2 separate regions of the Mus musculus genome follow, and region 1 is linked to region 2. The links are chromatin loops, found by intact Hi-C in ENCODE. Cell type or tissue: heart. All regions are shown on one strand.

Region 1 (2,500 bases), 68 kb before region 2:
TGGAGTCCTCGTACTTTCCTGGGACATATCAATCACACTGGAAGCTGGATCCACCAAACTGGAACTGCAAAAGAAACCATCACTCAGAAAATAAAATCTCACCCTGTCCGAGGCATCGATCATGGCTCCACGGCCAAGAGCTTCTAAGACAGGAGAAGTGGGGAAGGTTACAAGATCAAACTGCAAGAAGGGAGAAGAAACTGGGCTCCAGCCATGATTAGGGACCAAAACAAAGGCAATGGTGAGACAAAGATGTAAGGGCAGCATGAGAGAAGACAAAAACACCTATTAGGGTCCCTGAAGACGTCCAGGGTACAGGCACACAAGAGGTTCACTCACAACTTCAACTTGCAGAAATGAACTCGTTTCAAACTTAGATCTAAGATAAGATACACGTGAGAAAGTGAGCAATGGGCTTTATGGCTGAAATAAAGTCACAAAATCTTAATCCCATGGCAGTGTTCCTCCTAATACATATAAAATATAACTGAAGCAGAGACTGGATAAGGCAAGTGACCTGCCAAGGAGATAGAATGACCAAGTCAGATAACTATACACAAAAGCTAGTGGGTTACAGCAATCTCTTATGACCATCGTTCCAACAAGCTAATAGATGAGTTCTTACCCCGGTACAAAAGAAAAGTACCAGAAGGCCATTGAGAAAGTGGGGGATGGGTAGATGGCAGCTATTTGAAAGAAGTCCACAGGATTTTCTAAACCATGATGCCCTTGCCAAAGGCTGCACAGCCCCCGGGGTGAAAGTAAACAAAGAGTGCCAAGAGCATGATGAGTTGAGCAGGCCACTCCCTTGACTATGAGTAAGAAGAAAAGTGGGTCACAGAATCCCAGGACAGGAGGGAAATCTGCTTGCTGAGAAGGCTTGCTCCAGGGAGCTTTGCCATAGACATAAAAAAAAAAAAAATGAAGTCACTGTTGGCTGGAACTGCTGCTCCCTCTCAATCTCTACCGGTTCTTAGTGACATCAGAATCAGGAGCTTGGAAAAATCCTCTGAAGGGGATGGCTTTTCCCCTCATGGCAGAGGAACAGAAACCCAGGCAAGGAAACAATTCACCCTAGGGTCATGGAACCTTGCCAAAGATTGCTGCCACTAAACCCCAAGGCTAGCAATTTGTGGTTTCATTTCTGTATTTGAACTGCTATTTTTTTTCTCATTAAGCTCTTAAGAAAATCATCCTTCCTTCCATCACCTTCCTTATTGATCCAAAAAGAAAGTACATCGGAGGAGGTGTCATTTACAGCCCCGTCACACAAAGCCAAAGAAAGGGGAAGGCAGGACATATGAAACGGAAAATACAGGAAGAACTTGTAATGGAACCAAAATCTGGACATAGTTGATAGGAAATCTATTCCTGTACTAGGTGGACGCAAAGTCAAATTAAGTTGTCAAAAAGAAGCATGGCCACTGATAGAATTTGGTGTCCACATGAAAGGCCAACACCTCAGAACTGAGAGGCCATTTCTCTCCAGTGTCACTTTAAGTGGTCAGTAGGGGAACCTAGCCAATTACCCAGTGCTAGGTAGACCATGGGCCTTGAGGAGAACCTACAATTGCCACCCTATTAAACTAGCACAATTCCTAACTACATTTTAACTATTTGTCCTTATACCCACATATAACTTTATCCTTCATCCATCACCAAGGAAAGTTCTTTGCAACAGATAGTGACCATTACAGAAAAACATAACAGGTCAAAATGCAGAACTGTGCAGCCCAACCCCAACTGATAGACAGATAACACAACTTCTGTACCTTATACACAGGGATCATTGTGGAAGAGGGGACAGAAAGACTATAAGAGAGGGAGTTTGTTGTAAGATTGTGTCTCCTAGAAATGTCAGAGGCTACACCCATCGAAGTCTTACCAGAGTGGCTGCTGAAGTGTGAGCTGAACAAGAACAGCTCCAATAGCCATGCTAACACGAATGGGGAAAGCCCATCCATACAAAGCCTACCATACACAGGAATGCTGAGAGCAAGAGAGATAGTCTTCCTCGGGAAGAGTACACCAATTAATTATCCAATAATGGCCAACTCTAAAACCATATACATACAAGTAACATTAAGCATTCCGAACAGGTTGTGTTTATTCACACAGGTAACAACAATTGAAAAAGAGGCCGTGGATGTGAAAGAAAGCAAAGGGGAGTATATTGGAGGGTTCTGAGGGAAGAAAGGGGAAATAAATGTAATAAATTCCCCACAAAATGGGCCAGTGTGAAATCTGATGAACAGTATACACCAGATGCCTGACACAGTGTAAATGATCTCCTTTATTAAGTAAAGCAGCTGGAAAATCGGAGGGTCTGACCCAGACACGGAGACTGGCTGTCACCAAGGGGCAGACATGTCCTAGACATGTCCTTATTATATCTTACTCCTTCCCACTTTCTTATTTACTTATTTATTTTAATTAGGTATTTTCTTCATTTATATTTCAACTGCTATCCCAAAAGTCCCCCATGCCCCCCCACTCCCCT
Region 2 (2,500 bases):
TTTGGACCCCGCCGACCCTCCAGTTGTGTATCTGAACTGCCCCCTCTCCCCCACCCAGGCTTCCTCTGCACACTGCTATTAGACTGTAGGGTCAGAAAGCTGTGATTCAAAGCGTGTGTTTAGGCTCCCTCTCAACCCAGAGCCCACGTCCTGGAAGCTGCTGGTCACATACCAGCCCTTAGTAAAAAATGAGAACTTTTCAACGATGCAGGAAATGGAGCCCCTCATAGCCAAAGACGACTTATAAAGGGAGGAAAGGGGAGGAGGCACTGTGAGCGCAGAGACCCACTTCCTACCCCACTTCCTACCGCACTTCCTACGGCTGCTGGATGGGTCTTACACCCTGAAACACGCGGTTTTGCAGTTTGAAGCTGGCAAATCCCACCCATGTGACTTAACTCTATAGGATAAGAGGTCTGGTTGGGTGTAGAGGAAACTGTCCCAAAACAAATGTGTTAATTTTCAAACTAGAGTTCGCGGGGGGGGGGGGGTGCTTAGCTGGGTTCCTTCGCTGCACCTCTGCTGTTCCTCACCTGAGCACCCTGCGGGCGATTGCTCCGCAGCCAGGTCCCGCCAGTCTCCAGCCCCAGGTCTGGGGTCAAGCCTTCAAAGTACCACCCCCAATTCCGTCGCAACTGCCTACCTGGTGTCCCTAGCTTCGCGGACACACGGCGGCGAGGGCAGCAGAAGGAACTCCTAACTAAAGGAGAAACTGAGGGATGAAGCTTGTTGGTTGCCGCCCCGGTGGTTCACGTTGTAGCAGCCAGGATAGCAAGGACAACAAAAAAATCTCTCTCTACACCAACTCCTCCAGCTACTCCAAGACCCAGAGCAGGACCAGAAAGCAGTCCCAGCGACACCGCCAGTAGACAGAAAAGTCACACCCAGAGCGCGCGCCGAGTCTCCGCCGCAGCCCCGGCTGCCCGCTCTACCTCCTCCGGGCTGCCAACCTCTCTCTGCCGCCCAGCGCTCGCAGCCGGCTGCGCCACCCAGGTGTCGCCGCTGTTCGGGGCGGGCGGAGGGGAGGGCAGCGCGGGACCTTCCAGGGAGCACAGGGCTCGCCCCGCCCGCCCGCGCCTGCGGGGCCGCCTCCTGTGCTCTGGTCCCTGCGCTTGGCTTCTCTCCCTTCCAGGCCTCCTTCTCTACTTGTCAGTGAAGCAATCGAGTTTTTATCCAAAAGAACGGAAACGGCACTTTTTTTTTTTTTACGTCCCTATGCAAGAGGGTCGAGGATACCTTCCATCTGAAACGTAGGGACGGTCACCACCATGCGGGGAGAAGAGGTGCCTGTAATCTAGCAAAATGTTCTAACCCCTCCGGCCATCAGTTTCTTTCTCTCTTTCTTTCTTTCTTTCTTTCTTAATTTAAGTTTTATTGCATTATGACGAGAAAAGATACATAATTTCAATTTATCTGAATTTGTTAACACTTAAAAACATATTTTGAATAAATAGACTTACATCACATTCTTCTTTCCCTTTTGTACCCCAACTTCTCCCAGAGACGGCCCCCACTTCAAAACCTGCAATACCTTTTTTTTATCATATTCTCTTTTTTCCTTTTTTATTAAATATTTTCTTTATTTACATTTCAAATGTTATCCCCTTTCCTAGTTTCCCCTCTGAAAACTCCCTATCCTTTCTCCCCTCCCCCTGCTCCCCAAACCATCCACTCCCACTTCCTGGCCCTGGCATCCCCCTATACTGGAGCATAGAACCTTCACAGGACACCTCACACCAGTCAGGATGGCTAAGATAAAAAACTCAGGTGACAGCAGACGCTGGCAAGGATGTGGAGAAAGAGGAACACTCCTGCGTTGTTGGTGGGATTGCAAGCTGATACAACCACTCTGGAAATCAGTTTGGTGGTTCCTCAGAAAATTGAACATAGTACTACTGGAAGATCCAGCAATACCACTCCTGGGCATATACCCAGAAGATGCTCCAACTTGTAATAAGGACATATGCTCCACTATGTTCATAGCACCCTTATTTATAATAGGCAGAAACTGGAAAGAATCCAGATGTCCCTCAACAGAGTAATGGTTACAGAAATTGTGGCAAATTTACACAATGGAGTACTATGCAGCTATTAAAAACAATGAATTTATGAAATTCTTAGACAAATAGATGGATCTGGAGGATATTCATCCTAAGTGAGGGAACCCAATCACAAAAGAACTCATATAATATGCACTCACTGATAAGTGGATTTTAGCCCAGAAGCTCAGAATGCCCAAGACACAATTTGCATCCGTTTCTTTATACAGATAGCTAGGATTAAATAATGTGATACTTTAAAAGTAGCCGTGGGAGAGAGGGGCCGGGGGAGGTGGGCAGAAGGATTACCTTGAGTTTGAAGCCAGCCTCTGCTAGAGAATGAGTCACAATACAGAGAAAGGAGAGAGGCAGACAGAGACAGAGAAAGAAGAGAAGAAGCATATTAAAAGTATTTACTAATACAGAGCCAATGAGAAGCCTCAGGGTAAAACACTTTCAGC

The links. Hi-C counts contacts between places; a loop is a spot of excess contacts. Peaks named below come from ENCODE experiments on the same cell type or tissue, not always from the same donor. Only the 100,000 strongest peaks of a DNase experiment are listed, where the experiment ranks them.
Region 1: a loop joins it to region 2, with 2.4 times the contacts of the local background. A loop is called at or near these places in 5 of 42 quality-filtered maps.

The regions. Positions count from the first base shown.
Region 1 is chr7:90,369,021-90,371,520 of GRCm38, reverse strand. Sytl2 (synaptotagmin-like 2) reads right to left here. Exons shown (of 20, transcript NM_001368878.1): 5 at 1-64. Among named protein-coding and RNA genes, the nearest start is that of Ccdc89, 56 kb to the left of the region's middle. In heart, no CTCF peak of the experiment used is centred here; a DNase peak (open chromatin) is centred at 960.
Region 2 is chr7:90,300,887-90,303,386 of GRCm38, reverse strand. Sytl2 (synaptotagmin-like 2) reads right to left here and starts at 958. Exons shown (of 20, transcript NM_001368878.1): 1 at 644-958. In heart, a CTCF peak has its summit at 1,026; DNase peaks (open chromatin) are centred at 326 and 1,086; H3K4me3 peaks cover 1,404 bases; H3K27ac peaks cover 811 bases.